Linked DNA regions of Homo sapiens: region 2 is linked to region 1. A link is a loop called in an ENCODE intact Hi-C map of the cell type or tissue named here. Cell type or tissue: PC-9. All regions are shown on one strand. Each heading gives the region's core, and the rest is flanking DNA. Links, peaks and the distances in the headings are about the cores only.

The links. Hi-C counts contacts between places; a loop is a spot of excess contacts. Peaks named below come from ENCODE experiments on the same cell type or tissue, not always from the same donor. Only the 100,000 strongest peaks of a DNase experiment are listed, where the experiment ranks them.
Region 2: a loop joins it to region 1, with 3 times the contacts of the local background. A loop is called at or near these places in 5 of 110 quality-filtered maps.

What each region holds. Positions count from the first base shown.
Region 1 is chr19:18,758,263-18,769,192 of GRCh38, forward strand. It overlaps CRTC1 (CREB regulated transcription coactivator 1), which reads left to right. Exons shown (of 14, transcript NM_015321.3): 7 at 1,289-1,329; 8 at 1,746-1,966; 9 at 7,142-7,266; 10 at 10,223-10,531. Among named protein-coding and RNA genes, the nearest start is that of COMP, 28 kb to the right of the region's middle. RefSeq lists enhancers at 9,465-10,342, 10,343-10,930. In PC-9, for the core only: no CTCF peak of the experiment used is centred there; DNase peaks (open chromatin) are centred at 4,439, 5,989 and 6,379; H3K27ac peaks cover 1,532 bases.
Region 2 is chr19:18,598,981-18,609,910 of GRCh38, forward strand. It overlaps CRLF1 (cytokine receptor like factor 1), which reads right to left and starts at 7,819. Exons shown (of 9, transcript NM_004750.5): 1 at 7,562-7,819; 2 at 585-866. The coding sequence starts at 7,676. RefSeq lists an enhancer at 6,941-7,859. In PC-9, for the core only: no CTCF peak of the experiment used is centred there; a DNase peak (open chromatin) is centred at 3,061; H3K4me3 peaks cover 31 bases; H3K27me3 peaks cover 1,816 bases.

The DNA.
Region 1 (10,930 bases), core at 953-8,952:
GGCAGGAGAATGGGGTGAACCCGGGAGGCGGAGCTTGCAGTGAGCTGAGATCGTGCCACTGCACTCCAGCCTGAGAGACAGAGTGAGACTCCGTCTCTAAAAAAAAAAAAAAAGAAAGAAAAAAAAGGCAGAGGAGCCCTTCCCGAGACCCTGAACTTCAAAGGCTCTGTGGGCCACAGTCCAAGAGGAGCCTATTGTGGGCCCTTTCCATACACCATGTCCATGTCCCGAAAGTGTCCTGACAGTGCTCCTCAGCCAAGCAGAAAAACCAGTGTCATGCTGAGGGCTACCCAAGCCCTAGTCAGTGGGGGATGAGTGTGGCTGCCCACATAGCAGAGGGACGTCTCGGGACTCTCAGGAAGTAGCAGACCCTGAGGGTCCCCGGGGAAGTCACATGTCTAGGTCTCTGCTGCAAAGCTGGTCAGCCCCAAGACAGGGGCAGTGACCTCTGAACTGAGTTTAGGGCATCAGGTCCAAGCTTCCTGGGTCTCCCCTGACTCAGTTCTTCCCTCCTTTGGGCCTTGGGCTTGATTCACTCCCTGGAGACTGGTGGCTGCTCACAAACTTGCCTGGTGGGCACTGGACAGAGGCAACTCCTGCCCCCGGAACCCCTGCCACCATGATCTGGGAACAGCATGGATGGTTGGGGACAGCTCTAGGGACACTTAGCCTCGGGTACCAGGGCTTAGGGCGGCCAGCTTAGCAGAGGCCCCTCTACTGTGCTGGCTGCTGACTGCTGTGGTACAGCGTTGGGAGTGTCAAGAGGCGCTTTACACAAAATTTAAAAAGCAGCCGGGCGCAGTGCAGTGACGCGTGCCTATGGTCCCAGCCACTCGGGAGGCTGAGGCGGGAAGATCATGAGCTCAGGAGGTTGAGGCTGCGGCGAGCTGTGATCACACCACTGCACTCTAGCCTGGGTGACAAAGTGAGATCCTGTCTCTATGAAATAGAATAAAAATTTAAAAAGATCCACATGCCATGTTCTCCCCAGACTCCTCTGAAAAGAGACTGCCCACTGAGGGCAGGAGCAGGGGGAGGGGACCCATAGGGAGACCCTCTCTGTGCAACTCTTGGCTTCGCGCTGGGCATGTCTGGGGCCCGCCCCTCCACCCTGGGGCGGTGCCCCTGTCCTCCATCTGTGGGGCTCTGCGGCCCCAGCAAGCTTGGTTCTCATGATGCATCTCTGGGCTTTGTGGGAAGATCAGCCGTTTCAAGGAGGCCCAGTGCCCAGGAGGAGGGCCCCACAGGGTGTGCCCCAGGGCTCAGGCTCTCCTGTCTTCTCTTTCAGACGGGGTCCAGGCCCAAGTCCTGTGAGGTCCCCGGAATCAAGTAAGTCTCCACAGGGCCCACCCCGCACACTGCATCTGCTGCGCTGCTCCGTCCACCCTGGGGCATTCTGTCCACTCTCTTGAGGTTGCAAGTCCCTGCAAGAGGGACACTGTGTGACCAGAGGCCAGTGACAGAGCCCCCACATGCCCACCCCTCAGGCACCTCATTCCCAGGGATGATGCCCTCTCCTGGGTTCAGGGAGGTTGCTGCCCCCAGGCCCCCCACCGTCCTCACCGGGTGATAGGCTGCTTTCCAAGGTCTCAGCCTGGTGCCAGCCAACAGTGGTTTCCCAAGCACACGGCACCTGATGGGGGGTGGCCTTTTGCACCCGCTGATTTTCTCCCGCCAGCCCCCTGTCCCCGCCGCCAGCCCCGCCCCATGAGCTCACCTCCTGCCTGCCTCTGGCCTTTTCCCAGCATCTTCCCGTCTGCCGACCAGGAAAACACTACAGCCCTGATCCCCGCCACCCACAACACAGGGGGGTCCCTGCCCGACCTGACCAACATCCACTTCCCCTCCCCGCTCCCGACCCCGCTGGACCCCGAGGAGCCCACCTTCCCTGCACTGAGCAGCTCCAGCAGCACCGGCAACCTCGCGGCCAACCTGACGCACCTGGGCATCGGTGGCGCCGGCCAGGGTAAGGCAGGGACACTCCGCCCTCGGACAGAGCACTGGCTTGTGGAGACAACACGGGCATCTGCAGGATGACTTGGCAGAGTCCCGTTCCAAATACTAGGGCATGGGGGACAGGGCTGGGGGGCGGCCGACAGGCTGACCCAGCGGGCACAGGCATCCCAGGTAGGGGTGGGGCCTGGGTACAGGCCTGGTGGAAAGGAGTGCCTGGTGCCCCCAGACACCAGACAGTGGGTTTGAGGGTGTGTGATGGTGCTTTGGGGAGTCCAGGAGGGAAGCCCTGGGAGTTTTAACGCAGCTGGGGTGGGCCAGGCCTTCCCTCCGCCCCTCCTCGACCCCAGCCCCTCATTGGGGGGCGGGACCAGGCCTGACCTGCTTCCTCCACCCGACATCTGACAGTGACCACCTACTTGTCACATCCCAGCACCACCACCCCCACCCGTCTCCAGCTCCACACTCCTTTCTTCCTCAGCCACATCCACAGGGACGTCGCACAGGCCCCTCGCCCGTCCCAATAGCTCCTGGCGCTGCTGCCGCCCTGCTCCCCCGGGACCCCCCTCCTGTGGCTGCACTGATTGCAGAGGTGTCCCCCAACTCCTCTGTCCTTTCCCAGACATGGACCTGACCCATTGTCAGCGTGTCCTGTCGGTTCCGCCCTCAGGACCTGGCCTGACCTGGCTCCTCTCCCCAGGCCCCCAGCCCCCTCCCCACCTAGAACAGCCACCAGCCATGGCTTCCTCCACTTGGGACCTCGCACGGCCCCCAGCTCCCTCTCAGTGAAAGCCTGAGGCCTCCAGGGTCTGGGATGTCCACCCTGGCCCACCCTCCACCCTCTGAACTTAGCCCCAGTCCCACCTCAGGGCCTCTGCACATGTAGTCCTTCCTCTCCAGGAGGCTGCAGGCCTCCCTCCCTCCCCTGCCCTGCCCTGCCCTGGTCAGAGCTAGTCCCCTTGGCAAGGCCGTCCCGGCCCTGGCCTCTACTGCCGCGTTGCTTTCCTGCACCCCTGCCCTGGCCCACGTTGCTGCTCCGTCCTTAGCTGTTGCCTGCGTCCCCATTGGCTGTGCAGTGTGTGACCTGCATCCCGGGGGTGGCAGGCACCTGGCTTCCAAGGAGGAGAAATGGCGTGGCCCCAACTAGTCCTGGGGGGTGGGACAGGCTGGAGGGGCTGTGGGGGATGCACTGGGGGTGGGGGTGACAGACGCCACCTTGCTGTGCTCTGTCTTGCCCCAGAGCTGGAGAATGAACCGGCCCCGGCCCACTCCACCAGCCCATCCTGCCTCTGCCCCAGGCTTGGAAGGCAGCACCAGGCAGGGCTTTCTATGAGATAGTCACATGCTTACATTTGTAACTGGCGGAGTCCCCCTGGCTGCCCTGGAAGAAGGAGCTTTTGGGAGGGGCGGCCACTGGAGCAGGACAGCACCCCAATTGGGGGCTCTGCCTGGAGACTCCAGGGTGAAATTGGCCAGCCTGGGAGCTGGGTTGATGCAGGGAGTGAAGGAGAGGGAGGAGCCTGGAGGCGTTCCTGGCTTTGGTGCCAGCAGGGCCAGGGGCAGGCAAGGGGCGTGGAGGGTGGCGTGAATGTTCCTGGGTTTTTTGGAGGAGGGCATGGGGACTAGAATAGTGAAGAGGGAACAGGGCCCCAGCCCGAGCGCATTGAGGCTGCATTCTGACTCCCACACCTGGGCCCTGGGCCCTGGGCCCGCGGGGCTCTGCCACTGGACAGAGGGCACCAGAGAAGGCCCAGAAAACACAGCCGATTCGGAGGAGCCCTCTTCATTGTCTCCAGATAGACAGGGCCAGGCAGGCGGCATCCACACGCACCTGCGCAGAACCAGAAAGCTGAAGGTCAGCGCTGGGGCTGCAGGTACCCCTGCCCCGCATAGAAGCCACCATCTCCCAGCCCCTGCTTTTCCCCTCACATCTCTTCACGGCCACCAGAGCACATGGCCCCCTTCCCGCTGGAGGGTCCTTGGCAGGTCCCCAGCGCCCGCCCGGGAGCTGCGCACCTCCAGCAGGCACCCAGTCTAAACAAGCACAAGGAAACACACAACATACGTGGAAGCTGGAGCCGGCGCTGGCCAGAGCGGCCCGGTAATGCCTGACATGTGTTGGGTTGTTTGTGAACCTGCCGCCCAAGCAGCTCGCCTGGCAGGGGCTTTGCTTTCTGGACGCCTTTTAAATCAAGCCGAGCTGCCGGCCCCTGGCACACACGAAGGTGGCCCCCTCCCTCCTCGCAAGCCCACCCGCCAGTCAGAACGTGAGCTCCCTCAGGAAGGAAGACAGAGGCCTTCGCGGCCGAGGAGACAGTACCCCGCTTGGCTCCATCTACATTTCCCATATCCCTGGCTGCTTTCCAGAGTGCAGGAGGAGGGCAGGCCCTGGCTCCTCCTTCCTGGCCCAGCTTTGAGGCCGGGCGGGCCCTGACACCTGGCCCGCCCTCCCCTGGCAGCTCTCCCTGCCCGCTCCAGACTTCCCCTCCAGCTGGCTCTGTGCCTGTTCCCAAAGGTGAGCCAGGTTGCCAAAAGGAATTCAACAGCAAGGCTCCCGTCCGCCCTCCTGGGCCAACTGGCCTCTCCAGGGGTGGCCGAGAGCTCACTTTGCAGCCAGTGGAAGATTAAAAACTCCCTTGTATTCAGGGCAGACATTAGAGACTGGCAGCCCAAGGGCCAAATCCAGCCCATGGTATGTTTCGTGTGGGCCCACAGTTGTGCATCTGTAATACAGCCACACGCCACATCTTGACGTTTCTGACAACAGCAAACCACATAATCGGCAGTGGCCCCATCAGAGTATAATGCTGTGTCTTACTGCTCCTTTTCTAGGCTTAGACACACAAGTCCTTACCATTGTGCTACAGTTGCCTACTGTTTTTAATTTTTTTTTTCTTTTTTTTGAGACAAAGTCTCACTCTGTCACCCAGGCTGGAGTGCAGTGGTGTGATCTCGGCTCACTGCAACCTTCGCCTCCCAGTCCCAAGCGATTCTCCTACGTCAACCTCCCGAGTAGCTGGGAGTACAGGCGCCCACCACCACGCCTGGCTAATTTTTGTATTTTTAGTAGATACGGGGTTTCACCACATTGGCCAGGCCAATCTCAAACTCCTGCCCTCAGGTGATCCGCCTGCCTCAGCCTCCCAAAGTGCTGGGATTACAGGCGTGAGCCACTGTGCCTGGCCGACGGTATTCAGGACGGTCACCCTGTACAGGTTTGTAGCCTGGGAACAAGGGCCCTACCGTCTGGCCGAGGTGTGCAGAGGCTCTGCCATCCAGGTTTGTGTAAGTTGCCCTGTGATCCTCATGCACAGCCATGAAATCGCCGGACAACGCGTTTTTTCAGAAGTCACCCCCATTGTTAAGTGATGCTTGACTGTACTTAGAATCAACATTGAAAAACCAGGGGAATGCCCGTAGAACACCAGATTTCTGGCTGCTCTTGAAGAATCAGACAGCCCAGTGGCCATGGCCGATGTCTTGCACCTCGAGACGGGCCACAGTGCTCTGGTTTGCCTCAGGCCCCACCCGCCCCTGTCGTCCCACATCCATACCCTCACACGCTCCTGACGTTTGCCCCTACTTTGTACCGAGCCCGACCTCTGCTTCTGACCTGGGCACTGAGCATCTCTCGGCCTGCTGGACGCACGAAGTGGCGGACACTCAGGAGAAGATGAGGGAGTGGCCCAGGGTCGTGACTCTGAGTGTGCTCTGAGCAGGCTTCCCCCACATCCTCCCGTCCAGGCCTCTGTTGATGCCTCCCTGGACGCCAGGGCCTGCAAAGGGCGCTTGCTGCCTGGGGAGCAGTCAACAGCACCAGGCTTCCTCCCACAGTGCGCAGCCAAGCAGAGCTGCCAGGGCATCCGAGGGGAAGTGCAGGCGTGACCGAGCTCGCCCCGGTGAGCAGCTGCCCTGGGCACGGACAAGGCTGTCATCTCCCCTCGGCGCTTGTCGGGTGTGTTCCCATGGGCCCACGCACCCGCCGTCTCATCTGCCGGAACAAGGTTAATCTGGTGCCCAGATCTCCTGGGGTGAGTCAGGCGGCTTCACCCCCGCCTTGACTGCAGGCCAGATGCTCTTCAGAGACTGCTCCTGACCTCACCAGGGCCTCACTTTGAACCGGAGAGGGCGGCTGTTATCGTCGCCATCTCACCAACCAGGGAACCAAGTCTCCAGAGTGGATGGGGGTCAGGCCAGGCTCGCAGGGGTCCTCCTGCCATCGAGGGGCCTGTTGCCTGCCTGGCATGGTGCCCACAATAACCCAGCCAGCCCCAGCTACTGCCATGTTGAACTTGACCTCACCCAGCTTCATCACTGCAGCAGAATCCAAGGATTGGGTTGCTCAGTGCAAGGGCCTTCGGGGCCGGGGTGAGGGAAGGGGTGATGAGGCGGCTCCTGGCAGGACCTCCAGCAGGAATGATGTGTCAGACCCCAGGGCAGAGAGGGGGAAGGATGTTAAGGAGTGACATTCTTTAGTTCAGACAGCCTGATGGGTGGCACTGCAGCTTGGGGAATGCACCAGGTCTGGGGAGGAGGAAGTGGCTGTGGGACATAGGGGATAGCAGGTGCTCAGGTCTGGGGGCCAAGAGAAGCAGCTGCAGGAATGGGCACATTCACTGAAGGAGGGCAAGATCCACGAGGTGGTGGGCAAAACCACAGCATTGGGCAGGGCCTGCTGGCTTGAAGCTAACCACAACCCAAGCCATTTTCAGCCAAAAAAAACCATTTATTGTCTCCTGAAAGTGGGAAGCAGGCTCAGATGCTGCCTCTCCCCTGCAGCCCTTCAGCTGGCTCCTCACCTCGCCACAGGATGCCCCACACACGGCTTCAGACAGCCCTTCCTGGAATTCCATCCAAAGCCCCTGGGAAGGCTCTCATTGGGCCAGCCTGGTTACATGCCCATCTGGGGGCCAATCTTATGCTCCAGAGATGGGGATGTGCTGGTTGGCTGGCTGTGAGACACCCCCTTCCTGGAAGGAAGGAGAACAGACTCTGCAGGACTGTGGGACCCTCGGGTCAGGAATCAGGGCCTTCGGGGGGTGCCCAGGTTTGGCAGTTGGGACATGTCCATGGGCTTCTGTCTGAGCAGTTGAGCTATTCCCATGCAGTGTGACTGTGGGTGTGTAAGCAGCCCTTTCTCAGTGATCAGTCTCACACCTGCTCTCCCTCCCTCCTACTTCCTCTCTAGGAATGAGCACACCTGGCTCCTCTCCACAGCACCGCCCAGCTGGCGTCAGCCCCCTGTCCCTGAGCACAGAGGCAAGGCGTCAGCAGGCATCGCCCACCCTGTCCCCGCTGTCACCCATCACTCAGGTGCGAGGGCAAGGTGGGGGGCAGGTGGGAGGGGGAAAGGGAAAGGTGGAGGCCTGGCTCTACCTCTTAGAAGGCCTCCTGTTCCTTCCAGGAGGCCACAAAACCTTGAGAATGCTCCCAACACTTTTAGTTTTTATTATCAAATTTTCAAGCCGGGTGCCGTAGCTCATGCCTGTAATCCCAGCACTTTGGGAGGCTGAGGCGGGTGGATCAGTTGAGGTCAGGAGTTCGAGACCAGCCTGGCCAACATGGTGAAACCTCGTCTCTACAAAAAATACAAAAATTAGCTGGGCATGGTGGTGTGCGCCTGTGGTCCCAGCTACTAGGGAGGCTAAGATGAGAGGATCACTTGAGCCCAGGGGGTGGAGGCTGCAGTGAGCCATGATCACACCACTGCACTCTACCCTGGGAGACAGAGTGAGACTCTGTTTCAAAAAAAAAGAAAAAACTCAAGAGGTTAGCTTTTGATTTTTCAATTTGCTGTATTTGCTTGTCTACTTTTTTGGGTAGTTTGTATGTGTCTAGGAATTTGTCCATTTCGTCTTTGCTATCCAACTTGATGGCAGAAAATTTTTCATAATACTCTTTTGTAATCCTTTTTTTTTTTTTTTAAGACGAAGTTTTGCTCTGTAGCCCAGGCTGGAGTGCAGTGGCATGATCTCGGCTCACGGCAACCTTGCTTCCTGGGTTCAAGCCATTCACCTGCCTCAGCCTTCCAAGTAGCTGGGACTACAGGCATGTGCTACCATGCCTGGCTAATTTTTTTTTTTTTTTTTTTTTTGGTATTTTTAGTAGAGATGGGGTTTCACCATGCTGGCCAGGCTGGTCTCGAACTCCTGACTTCAAGTGATCTGCCTCCTTTGGCCTCCAAAAGTGCTGGGATTACAGATGTGAGCCACCGCGCCTGACCGTAATCCCTTTTTTAAAAAAATTTTTGAGACAGAGTCTCGCTCTGTCACCCAGGGTGGAGTGCAGTGGCGTGATCTTGGTTCATTGCAACTCTGCCTCCCAATTTCAAGCAATTCTTGTGCCTCAGCCACCTGAGTAGCTGGGATTACAGGTGACCGCCACCACGCCTGGCTAATTAAAAAAAATAATAATAGAGATGGGGTTTTGCCATGTTGGCCAGGCTGGTCTCGAACTCCTGGCCTCAGGCAATCTGCCCACCTCGGCCTCCCAAAGTGCTGGGACTATAGGCGTGAGCCACCACACCCAGCCTTGTAATCCTTTTTATTTACGTAAAGTTGGTAGCAAAGTTCCCATTTTCATTTTCTGATTTTAGTAATTTGAATCTTCCCTCTTTTTTACCTAATCAATGCAGCTTCATAGAATGAGTTAGGAATGTTCACTTCTCTTCTATTTTTTGGAAGTATTTTTAATTCCTCTTTAAAAGTTTGGTAAAATTAGGCGGGTGTAATGGTAAATTCCTGTAGTCCCAGGTTTGGTAAAATTCACCAGTGCAGCCACCTGTGTCTTAGCTCAAATGTGTTGGGAAGTTTCCAATCTCATCTCCTTCTTATAAGGCTATTCAGGTTTTCTGTTTTTTCTTGAGTCAGTTTTGGTCATTTGTGCATTTCTAGAAATTTATCCATTTTGTCTTTTTAAAAACAAAACAAAAAAACCCTAACAGAGAACTTTGACATTTTTAAAATTTTTTTATTTTTTAATTTTAATTTAATTTTTTTTTTGAGACAGAGTCTCACTCTGTCGCCCAGGCTGGAGTGCAGTGGCGTGCTCTTGGCTCTCCTGCAGCCTCTGCCTCCCAGGTTCAAGCGATTTTCGTGCTAGCCTCCCAAGTAGCTGGGATTACAGGCATGTGCCTACCATGCCCAGCTGAGTTTTGTATTTTTAGTAGAGACAGAGTTTCGTCTTGTTGACCAGGCTGGTCTCAAACTCCCAACCTCAAGTGATCACCCTGTCTCAGCTTTCCGAAGTGCTGGGATTGCAGGTGTGAGCCACCGCGCCCGTCACTTGTTTGTTTTTAATGTAACCACAGTGGCATTGTCCACCTACAACGAAGTTAATGGTAGTTCCTTGGTACCTGGCAATGCCCGGCCCGGACTCCATTTCTCCCCGCCCCTCGGCCCCCATGTCTCCTGTCTGCTTACAAAGGTGTCTTATTCAGATCAAGATCCAGACAGAGCTGTGGGCGCTGGCTCCTGGCAGCTGTGTCTTCAGCCACTTTGTGAGCTAGGCTGTCTTAATCTGACACCTGCCCCTTCCCTCTATCTGGAAACTCCTTTCTCTTCACAAATGACCCACTGGTCCTCAGAGGCCGGGCATCCTGCTAAGTGGTTTTTGTTCCATAGCTCCTGGGCACGCTCAGCCTTTCTTAGAGGGCAGGGACCCCACCTTTCCCAAGGACTGTCAGCTTGGTAGCCCCTGGCTGTGAGTTTCCACACAGACAGTGAACGTCACACACTTCCCTCTTATTGATTTTCCTCTTTCCAGCTCTGCGAAGGCCTGAGCCAGCCCTTGGTGAGGGGCCATGCTGGTATCTCCAGCAACCCCAGCCTCTCCAGCATCCCCAGAGTGGGCAAGGCTTTGGGCGGGGGGGTTTGGGAAGGCAAGGCCAGTGGATCACTTGAGGTTTCCCCGCAGCACCCACAGGGGCTGGGAGCTGGCTGCTCACTGAGCCACCAGGGATGGCCATCCTGGGCTTGCCCTGCAGCTGGTGGACTGGCCTGAGCTGCACGGCATGTAGTGCGGGTGCAGGCACAACAAGCTGGAGGAGGTCAGGTCCTGCCCAGCTCCAGCTGACCCCCTTGGGGCCCTGCGTGAGGCCCACCCTCTCTAGCCTGGGCTCCCTCATCGTGAGGAGCACCCAGCCCAGGGGCTGCCTGTGATCACAGGGCCCTTCCACCTCGCCTGCTGAGCATGCCAGGCTATGGGGGCCCGAGGGGGCCAGGCGCTGACAACCAGGGCCCGCCCTGCCTGACGCTCTCCTCTCCTGCAGGCTGTAGCCATGGACGCCCTGTCTCTGGAGCAGCAGCTGCCCTACGCCTTCTTCACCCAGGCGGGCTCCCAGCAGCCACCGCCGCAGCCCCAGCCCCCGCCGCCTCCTCCACCCGCGTCCCAGCAGCCACCACCCCCGCCACCCCCACAGGCGCCCGTCCGCCTGCCCCCTGGTGGCCCCCTGTTGCCCAGCGCCAGCCTGACTCGTGGGCCACAGCCGCCCCCGCTTGCAGTCACGGTACCGTCCTCTCTCCCCCAGTCCCCCCCAGAGAACCCTGGCCAGCCATCGATGGGGATCGACATCGCCTCGGTAAGCCCAGGGTGGGGTCCCTCGGGGCCTGACTGGGGGTCTTGTAGAGGACAGCCCGGGGGCTGCAGAACAGTCGGGTTACCTGCTGCATGGGCCAGGGGTCAGAACCCCAGCGAACGCTGCCTGGGCCCACCTCTCCACGGGGCTACCCCTTGGAATCAAACTGAGACTGTCACTCCCTGTAGAGATGGAGAAACTGAGGCACGAGCAGGTGGCTGGCCCCAGATTCCACCCAAGGTGGGCCACCCCATGTTTAACTGCCGAGCACCCCTTCTTGGCCTCTCTGGCCCCTCCCACCTGAAGCCAGGCTTCCTAGGAGGCAAGAAGAGTACGGCGTTCTCAGGGCCAGGGCGCAGGCCGGGGGCCGGGGATGACGTGAGCTTATCAGAGAAGGAAAGA
Region 2 (10,930 bases), core at 1-8,000, 160 kb before region 1:
ACCAGGCCCCCACCTTGGAGTGGAAGGAGGGCAGACAGGACAGTCTCAGCCCTGTGCTGAGAAATGCCAGCACAGTTGGTGTGACAACTGCAAGGGCTCTTGAGAGGCTGGTGACTCGATCTCCGGGTTCTTTTTCTTTTTTCGAGGCAAAGTCTCGCTCTGTCCCCCAGGCTGGAGTGCAATGGTGCCATCTCAGCTCACTGCAACTTCCGCCTCCTGGGTTCAAGCAATTCTCCTGTCTCAGCCTCCCAAGTAGCTGGGATTACAGGTGCCTGTCAGCACGCCTGGCTAAGTATTGTATTTTTAGTAGAGATGGGGTTTCGCCATGTAGGCCAGCCTGGCCTCGAACTCCTGGCTTCAAGTGATCCACCCACCTCAGCCTCCCAAAGTGCTGGGCTTACAGACATGAGCCACCTTGCCCGACCGGGTCTCCAGGTTCTCATTCCCACCTGAAAGACCTGCATAGCCATGCCAGTGTGCCCACAGCTCATCCCCAGGCCAGAAGGCCCACAATTCATGCCTCACTCCAGAGGGAGATGCCGCTCCCAAGAGCTACCCCTGGGGTGTCCTGGGTGCCAACTTACGGCCAACATAGAGGCAGGAGCCAGCCAGGATGCTGCCGTCACGGGCGTGGCACACGAGGTTGTCCCCCGACCGCTGCCTGGACCCATTGAGGTTGGCCAGGGCCAGAGCCAAGGTGGAGGCGTTGAGTACACGGGAGAGCTCAGGGGGCAGGCGGCGCCCGTTGAGGGTCCAGTAGAGGCCCTCGGCGGTGGCTCCTGGTGGGTCTCCGTGCACTGAGCAGGTGGCCAGCAGGGAGGAGCCGATGAGAAGCGTGGGATCCTGGGGACTGATCACAGCTGTGTCTGGGGTCAAAGAGGAACACGTGTCAGGCCAGGGCGGGGACCCTCCAAGCCCCCAACCATGCCAGGACCTCCAGGGTTCATGGTGGTCCTGAAAAGACGCTGTTAATGATTGTCCCCCATTTTACAGATAGGGAAGGTAGAGATCAGTTGGGTTAAATGCCCAGGGCAACACTGGTGGCCAAACTGACAGACCTGGAGTTGTCCAGGTCTGTCTGACTCCAACACTGGATCCTTCCAAAACTCTTCATCACTGACATGCTTAAGGTTCTCTGAGGGGTCACACAACTCGGGCATAGAGGCTCATTCGGATCCAAGTGACTCTTGCTTAGCACATCGTTATGACAAACACTATGCTTTGCTTTTTTTTTTTGAGACGGAGTCTCGCTCTGTCGCCCAGGCTGGAGTGCAGTGGCACGATCTCGGCTCACTGCAACCTCCGCCTCCCGGGTCCAAGCAATTCTTCTGCCTCAGCCTCCCGAGTAGCTGGGACTTCAGGTGTGCACCACCATGCCTGACTAACTTTTGTATTTTTTTTTTTTTGAGACGCAGTCTTGCTCTGTCGCCCAGGCTGGAGTGCAGTGGCACGATCTCGGCTCACTGCAAGCTCCGCCTCCCGGGATCATGCCATTCTCCTGCCTCAGCCTCCCAAGTAGCTAGGACTACGCGCCCGCCACCACGCCTGGCTAATTTTTTGTATTTTTAGTAGAGACGGGGTTTCAGCATGTTAGCCAGGATGGTCTCGATCTCCTGACCTCATGATCCATCCGTATGGGCCTCCCAAAGTGCTGGGATTACAGGCGTGAGCCACTGCGCCTGGCCAAGTTTTGTATTTTTAGTAGAGACGGGGTTTCACCATATTGGCCAGGCTGGTCTTGAACTCCTGACCTCGTGATCCACCTCCCTCGGCCTCTCAAAGTGCTGGGATTACAGGAGTGAGCCAATACACCCAGGCATGCTTTGCTTTTTATTTTTTTAGCGACAGGGTCTCACTCTGTTGGCCAGGCTGGAGTGCAGTGGCACGATCATAGCTCACTGCAGCCTCGATCTCCTGGGTTCAAGTGATCCTCCCTCATCTCAGCTCCCAAGTAGCTGGGACTACAGGTGTGCACCACCACACCTGGCTGATTTTTAAATATTTTTTTAGAGATGAGGTCTCGCTAGTTTGCTCAGGCCGGTCTTGAACTCCTGGCCTCAAGCGATCCTCCCACCTTGGCCTCCCAAAGTCCTGGGATCACAGGCATGAGCTTCGGTGCCTAGCCTTCTTTATTTTTCATTCTCATTTTGTTTTTCTTTTTTGGCAACTAGAAACAAAAGATTGTGGGTTCTTCCTGTGATGCTCCCAGAGCCTCACACATAGTAGGTGTTTCTGTGGGGGAAGGGCACTGCTTAAAATGAAAGCCCTGACCCTTACTTGAATCATTAAGAGCACCATGTTTTTTTTTTTTTTGAGACGGAGTTTTGCTCTTGTTGCCCAGGCTGGAGTGCAATGGCACGATCTCGGCTCACCGCAATCTCCGCCTCCCAGGTTCAAGTGATTCTCCTGCGTCAGCCTCCCGAGTAGCTGGGATTACAGGCACACATCACCGTGCCCGGCTAATTTTTGTATTTTTAGTAGAGATGTGGTTTCACCGTGCTGGTCAGGCTGGTTTCGAACTCCTGACCTTGTGATCCGCCTGCCTCAGCCTCCCAAAGTGCTGGGATTACAGGGGTGAACCACCGCGCCCAGCCTGTATTTTTAGTAGAGTCCAAGAATCGCCATGTTGGCCAGGCTGGTCTCGAACTCCTGACATCAAGTGATCCACTCGCCTCAGCCTCCCGAAGTGCTGGGATGACAGGCGTGAGTCATTGCGCCTGGCCTAACAGCACCATTTATTGAGCACTTGTTGTGTTCTGAATACTGGGCTAAGACTACCTACATTTTCTCGGCCAATCCTGCTTATATGTTAAAGATGAAAAAACTCCGGCTCTGAAAGATGGAGTTTCCTTGCTGGAATGAGGGAAGGCCATACTAGTTAGGCCCAGATTTTCTGGTCTCCAAAGTTCTGTTCCACACTGCCTACCTCTGGAACTAAAGGCAGCCCTGGCAAACTGCACGTCCCCAACTCCCATCCAAAGGGACTTGACATCATCGCTGTTTCCCTCCACTCAGTTTTCCTCATCTGCAAAGTGAGAACGAGAAAGCTCTTTGTCTCCTGGGGTATTGTGAAAGTCAGAGGGGAAAGGACTTCCTGAACCAGGTTGTGTGTGAGTCAGGTACTAGGCACAGGAAACTTGGGGACGCCCATGGGTGGTTGATGCCTCTCTCTCCTGCTGGCCATCAGGGCAGCCCAGGAGTTCCCCTTCTGGAGACCAGAACCTTGTCCATAGGGAAACCAAGGCCCAGAGGAGGAGGGGGTGCACAGGCCAACCTCCCAATGCCTCTCTGAGTCTCAGTTTCCCCATCTGGAAAGTGGACATCATGGCGTCAATGTCATGGGGTTGGCTGGGTGCGGTGGCTCATGCCTGTAATCCCAGCACTTTGAGAGGCTGAGGTGGGAGGATCACGTGAGGTCAAGAGTTTGAGACAGCCTGGGCAACATGGTGAAACCCTGTCTCTACCAAAAATACAAAAATTAGCCAGGTGGGGAGGGGGTGGTGGCCCCATGCCTGTGGTCTTAGCTACTTGGGAGGCTGAGGCAGGAGGATCGCTGGAGCCCGGGAAGTTGAGGCTGCAGTGAGCCATGACTGCACCACTGCACTCCAGCCTGGGTGACAGTGAGACCCTGTCTCAAAAAAGAAATAAAAAATTTAGATTTAAATTTATAAAAACCAACAAAACAAACCTCATGAGGTTGTTTGAGAGGAGTGAAAATATTGTTGGAGACAATATTTTCCCATGAGATCTTTAAACCAAGTTGACCTGGACTCGAATGCCCCCAGCCTGACTCAGTGTTCTACTTTTTTTTTTTTTTGAGACAGAGTCTCACTCTGTCACCCAGGCTGGAGTGCAGTGGCACAATCTCGGCTCACCATAACCTCCACACCCAGCTAATTTTTGTATTTTTAGGAGAGACGGAGTTTCGCCATGTTGGCCAGGCTGGTCTCGAACTCTTGACCTCCAGTGATCCACCCGCCTTGGCCTCCCAAAGTGCTGGGATGACAGGCGTGAGCCACTGCACCCGGCCTCAGTGTTTTACTTCTTTGAGCCTCTGGAAAGGGGCTTCTCGTTCCACACAGAGTGGTTGTAAAGACTCATCCACGCCTTTGTTCGTTCACGCGTTCATCTATTCATTCACAGGGTACCTATAGTGTGTCCGGATCTGTGGGCACTGGGGTGATGCCCAAGACACACAAAAGTCCTGCCCTTGTGGGCATCAAATCCAAGGAAGCAGCAGGAAAAAGGAATAAATAAATATCTAAGACAATAACTAGGGGAGAAAGTAAAGCAGGGGCTGGAGGAAGACAGAGCAGCGGCAGAAGCTTGGGAGGCCTGTCTGGGGAGGTGACCTTTGAGCAGAGACCTGAATAAAGTAAGAGAAGTAGCTGTGACATTATCTAACAGAGCATGTCCAGGCAGTGGGAGCTGCAAGTGCCAAGGTCCTGGGGCAGAAGCGGTGGGAAATGAGGTTTGAGAGGTCAGAGACCCTGACCTGCAGGGAGGAGGGATTCCAGGGTTCTCAGCCGGGGAGGGAGGGATGCGGTGAGATATGCGTTAAAAGGACTCCCCAGGCGGCTGGAAGAAGGGACTGCAGGAGGCAGGGGCAGCCCAGCTTCGCAGAGATGGCAGCCAAGGACAGGGTGATCCTGGCCCCCAGGGAGGCCCCCTGAATGCCAGCGCTGCCCTGCACTTGCCCTCACTGCCCCAGATGGGCGAGGTGGGGTGGACACGGTTCTTGGGCCGGCCCTGATGATTTTCCGGGGCAAACTTGGCTCGAGGGCTCTGTCTCGCTGGAGCCTGGAATCGCAGTTGCGCTTGGGGCTTGGCCCAGGGCTCGCCGGAGGTCTCCGCGTCCGTGCGAAGGAGCCGGCTGAGCGGGCCAGAGCCGAGGAGGCGGGGGCGGCCGAGGGGGGCGGGGGGCTGGGGGCCAGGGGACCGCCCTGGAGGTCCCAGGCAGCCAGCCGCCCGCTAATTCGGAATTCCTTTTGCATGAACTCGGGTGTGCCAGCGTCTCTGCCCCGGCCCACCCACCGCTTCCTGCCTGGGCCCCCCCAACAGAGTGGGAGGCACGGCCAGGCCTGCCCAGACCCCAGGCCCCTCTCAGCCCTTCTAGAGTGGGTCTCACTCCTCCTGCCCCCACCACCCGCCAGCTTGGCCTGGGCAGGAAGGGGCTCTCTGGGGGGTCCTGGCTGGGGGGCGCTGCCCCTCTGCCACACCCGCCTGGCCTGGGCCGGCGTGGCTCACTTGCCAGCAGCTGCAGCTGCCCTCCCGGGGCTGGGCGGGGGACACCGGGCGGCGACGGGTTGTAGGGGGAAGGCAAGGCCAGGCGGGCCTGGACAGACCAATCTCCCACCCCCTTAGCCCCAGCCGGTAAGGTCAGAAGGACACTTTCTCCTCCCGGGATATGGGCGCAACACCAGTGGGAGAACCTGGCCAATTGACTTCCCCTCTCCAGTTCTCAATTTTCTCCTCCATAAAATGGGAGGAGAAATACGTTCTACTTGCTGGGGAGATCAATGAGATGTGATTGCAATCCAATGTCCAGAGGGCTCAGAAGCCTGAAGCCCCCAGGAGCTGCAAAGATGACAGCCCCTCCCAGCTCTGGGGTCCCGGCTGACTAGGCACTCCCTCCAGGCCTCCACAAACAATGGGCTAAGGCGCTGGGGACAGAGATGCACGCACTCCAGGCCAGGCAGGGGAGCAGCTGGGAACAGCCCACTGAGCCGGAGTTGGTGGGGGCTTGGCTTGGTTTGGAGGGCCTCCTAGGGCTCCCCAAAGCAGATCCCTAGGTTGGGCTTTTGAACAGCTCCCTTTTCACTCCCTGCCTCCCCTCCTTTCCCGCAGAGCTGGGGCCTTTAAAAGTTTTTTCTCTCCTCTTTTCCCAATCTGGAGCCACTGCCGTTATTAAAAAGGAACACCATGTGTTTTAAAAGGGAAAAGTGTGAGATTCTCTGCAAGCAGGGCGGAAGGGTGGCCTCCATCCCAGGGTCCCCACGGGGGTCCCCATCTCCCGTCCCGCTGGTACCTGCAGACACTTTACGACCCACCCGCCTGCTGGTCAGGTGCTAAGACACACCGTAAGTAGAAACATATTGCCGAGGTGTGAGAATCTTTTATTTAATTTCTTCCCCCCTTAAAGGAAAAAACACACTTACAGTGCCCCCCCACCCCCTACACCTTCGCCTGCTGCTCTACTGGCTGAAAACAAAGCTTGGCGCTCACAGTGGCACTCACAGGCGCTGCCCACCGCCTGGCAGAGCCGTCAGGGGCCCTGGGAGGGCCCGAGGTAGCCCCTCACCTGAAAGCCAGGGGAGAGCCAGGCTTTCAGCAAGTGCCCCTAGAAGATGCCCGGACCCTGCCCCTTCCCGGAGGAGCCCTACAGGCAGCCCGCAAACAGCCCAGCACAGGGTGGATGAGCCTGGGAGCAGTGTGTGCCCGGCGACCCCCGGGGTGGCCCGTGCGCCTGGATGGGGTGCGTGGAGTGACTGAACATCTGGGGCGAGTGGTGCCTGCCTCTGTGCCCCTGGGTCGCCTCCCCTGTGGGATGTGTGTGACCGTGAATGTGTGTGTCGGGGATGGAATGTGTGTGCGTCCGCGATGGTGCGCGAATGTGCACCTGGGATGCAGTGTGCGCGAGTTTGAGGGCGAGGGTGACGGGCCACAAGCCAGTGTGATTCTTTGTGTGTCTCTGGGTGTGTCCCAGAGCGGGTCTGCATACGGAGACGTATCCTTGCGGGGGTGTTCCTTGGATGGGGGGCCCCAGAGTGCCTGAGGCCAGAAGTCCCTCCAGGGCAGGGGTCTTGGCCCGTAGGGCAGCGGGTTCCCAGTGGGCCCCCTCAAAGTTTGGGCCCGCTGGTGCCCGGACTCACTGGCTCCCGCTCCCTCTCCCTCTCACCCACTCGCTCACAAAGATTCCTCTCGCTGGAGGCTCTCCGCCCGACGCAGCCTGGCTGAAAACGGTTCTAAGCGCCGCCGGTGGCGGGGACTCCGCGGACCCCCGTGCGCCGGGTCCCGCAGGGGGAGGGCGGTGGCGCCGGCCCGTGGAGACACAAGTCCCCCGGGACCCCGGGCTGCGCGCCAGGCGGCCAGAGCGGCCCCCCTGCAGCCCCGCCCTCCCCGTGGGGCTCATCCCTCCGCCTGGGGGGGCCCGCTGGGGGCCCGCACCCAGCGCGCCAACCGCGTGCGCCCCCGCCTGGGAGCGGTGCCCTGCAGTCCCAGGGGCCCAGAGTCCACCGAAGCAGACGCGTGCGCCCGCCACGTCCTGGCATGCAGAGGGTCTCAGGCCGCGATCCCCCCAGCCCCCGGGGGCCTGGCCTGGCGCCCTCGGCCCAGCTGCCCAGGTAACAGGGCCTCGGGCGCGGAAGCAGGACTCTCTGGACAGTGGACTGCGGCGCCGTGTGCCCCGCAGGTGAGGGCGCCCCGAGGGCTGCGCCGGGGGCGCCTTCCTTTGTTCCCCGGCCGTCCAGGTGGCGCCCGCGCCCCCTCCCCCCGCGGCTGCCCCCGGGGCGCCCGCCCTCTGCTCTGGCAGGGGGGAAGGAGTGGGGCGCCGGGTACTCACGGGCTCCTGATCCGGCTCGCGGCGCCCCGAGGACGCAGAGCAGCAGCAGCAGGGGCAGCAACGGCGGCGGCCGCCGCGCGGATTGGGCGGCGGGGCCCCGGCGGCCGGCGGGCATGGGGCCGGCGCTGCCGGGGGCGCGCGGCGGGCTGCGGCTCGGCGGCGGTGGCGCAGGGCGCGGGACGCAGGCCGGGCGCGGGAGGGCGCGGGCCAGGCCGCCCGCACGTCGCTGGGCGCGGACGCGGAGGCCGGAGCAAGTCTGAGCAGCCGAATTGACAAGGCGCTAATGCGCCGCTGGCCCCGCCCGGCCCCGCCCCCGGCCCGGCCCGGCCCCGGGGGGGCGGCGGGCCCCGCACCGGCCTCCCCGCCGCCCGCCCGCCCGCGGGCACCGCGCGCCCCGCCCGTCCCGCCTCCGCCCCACCGAGAACCGCGCGCGCCCTATCCCGCGGCCCAAAGCCCCCTAACTCAACCCCTACCGGCCCAGGACCTCCCTCTCCAACCCTGCCAGCTCCAGGCTTCCCACCCCCAGTCTGGGACCCGGCACCCCCAATCCCGTTTCCATAACCCTGCCCACTTCCCTGCACCCTCCTCTCAGCCCAGTGCCTCTTCAGTGGCCCCTTTGGTCCCCAACCCTGCCCCACTCCTCCATTCCCCCTTCCACGGCCCAATCTTCTGTCTCGGCCCCCACCCCAGCTCTGGCCCCGCCCCCCCCACCGAGCGGTCCTTGAGTCCCGCCTACCCCCATCTCCAGCCCCTCAGCCTTCCCAGGGGCCTAAAAGTCACCCCCAGCCCCACGCCCTCGGCGCGCGGGTTCCAGCCCTCCCACCTCATCCTGCCTCTTTTCGATTCTCCGCGAGTAGCCTCGGCCCCAGGCTTTGCTGGAAGAAAGGAGAAAAAGCAGGAAGGCACGGAGTCCCTCGCCTTCGCCCTGGCTGCGCTGTCCCCTTCGCGCGCGGGATGGGTTTGAGGTTGCTCTGGGCGCCCCGGGGGCCTCGGGAGGGAGCTCCTGCGTGGGCAGACGGGGAGATGTAGTCCCCTGTGGGAGCCGGGACCCAGGCCTGCGCGGGAACTGGGTCCCGCACCGCAGTAAGAGGGATTCCCAGGAGGAGAGCGGTAAGAAGCTCTTTCCCCGGGACCTATTCACACCCCGCCACGGAAAAATCCACTCAGCGGCCCGCGGGTGGGGTGCGCCACGCGGTGAGTAATCGCTTCGGCGGCCACCGCCCGCCGACTCCAGGTAACGCCGGCTGCCCGGAGCGACGCATAGTTTGTCTTCCTTCTTTTGCGCAAAGAGCCTTCTCCGTGTTATTATTTTTGGCCATTGCTCGAGTTTCGGGACCCCTCCCGGTCCGGGCGTCTCATCTCCCTCCTCCCGGTCCCCACCCGATGCGGGCGCCCAGGAATAAAGGGTTCCTGGCCTCCAAGGCTGCTGCGGATGGGGGTGCCTGAAATGAGAGTTGGGGGGTGCAATTACCCACTTTTGGTCGCAGCCCCGCCCCCAGCTGCAGCGCCCAGGGAAGGGAACGGCTCCAAGTCCCCTTTTCCAGGAGTCCCTTAGAGGCCTGGATTCTCTCTCCTGGTCCCCAACCAGCCAAGGGGGTAAAAGTGTCTGAGGGGGGCTCAGGAGCCCCCATTTGTCTGCCCAAGACTGAAGCCCCACCCTCTCCTACTTAAATCTCCAGTTCAGACTCCAGACTGTCAAAAAACAAGATTGGGGGATGGGAGCCTATAGGGGCCCAGGGCGCCCCTGCTCCATCTGAATTCTGGATGGAGAAGACAGACAAGGAGAGACGCTGCCATTTACTTCGGGAAACCAGGCCTTTTGTGCCTCAGTTTCTTCCTCTGCACAGTGGGCACCACCCAGTCTAGGAGCTTCTGTGGGAAGACGCAGGGCAGCAGAAGTCTCTACAATCCAAGCCCTTAGCACAGCACTGGAGGATATCCTGGAGCAGAGGTGACCCCCAGCCCTGCTTGTCCCCTCTGAAACATGGAGCCATAGTCCCACCTGCCAGGGGACCCAGAGGGTTAAGTGGAGGTGGCAGTCCTTGGCTGGAATTGAGTTTTTAGGATACTCACCACTACTCCCCCATGGCTCCTGTCTGCAGATGCTCTCTGTGTGGATAGAGACGCCTCACTCCCTCCTGGGAGGACTTCAGGCTTCTGGAGCAAAACCTTGATTTTTTCCTCCCTCCATTTCTGCTTCTCTTCCAGTCATTTTGGTTTTGGGAAAGGGCTCTCCCATCCATCCAGGTGCTCAGGCCAGAGACCTGGAAGCGCACGTGACAACTCTCTCCTTTGCTCATCCCTCATGTCCAATTCATCAGCAAATCCTGTTGGCTCTGATTCTAAAACACATCTCCATTCTGAGATGCTGACCCCTTTTTCCCACCCCATTCAGATCCAGGCCCCACGGTCTCCCTCAGGGATGCTTCCCGGCCTCCTCCAGGGCCTCCCTGATAACCCTTCTGCCTTTCTCGGCACACCAGGCAGAGGGAGCTTTTAAAAGAAGAAAAAGCAGATCTTTGTCCTGCCACCCTCTCGCCATCCTCTCCCCTCCTCTTCTTCCCTCTCCTCTTCCCCCTCCTCTCCCTCATTCCGCCCCAGCCACTGGAGCCCTGTTTCCCAAAACATACCAGGCTTGTTACTATAGAAGGGCCTCTGCGTGTTGGCTGTTCCCTCTGCTGGAATGCTGTTCCCCACATCTTCCCCAGTTGGCCCTTTCTCTTCCATCACTTCACAGGATTAGTGCCACCTCCTCAGAGAGGCCCTCCACCCTTCCCCCAGCACTCTCCCTCTCCTTCACTTTGTTTTATTGTTTTTGAAACACAACTCTTCCAACCATTTCATTTCTTGTGCAACTGATTTTCTTTAGACTGTGGGCAGCCTCAGCCCCTTTGGACCCCAGTGGTGGGCCCAGTGAGGGCTGAAAGCGAAGCACTCACTAAATATTTGTAAAAGTAAAGGATGGAGAACTCTTACTCCCTCCAAGTAGCAAGAAAACTCAGTCCTAGCAAGTCATGCTGCCTGGGGTCCTAGCCTGGCCCACACTCTGTGTCTTGCTGTGTGACCCTAGCCAGTAGACATCCCTCTCTTGTTCTTACCAACAGAAGGGAAGGACCATTTTCCAATCCTGCCCAGCCCCACCCTGGAGTGTGACTTCTGCCCTTGGGTGATCTTTACCCCACACCTTTGACTTCAGGGAAAGGGAATTGACCCCAGAGTGCATCCTTCCCGGCCCTTAGGGCCCCCAGAAGTTTAACCCTTTACTCCCCAGTTCCATTATCTCCTTGAGGACAAAAGGGAGCTAGCGTCAATGGAACTTCTGGCAAATATTGACCCAAGTCCTTGAAGTTGGCTGGGAATGTGTAAGGG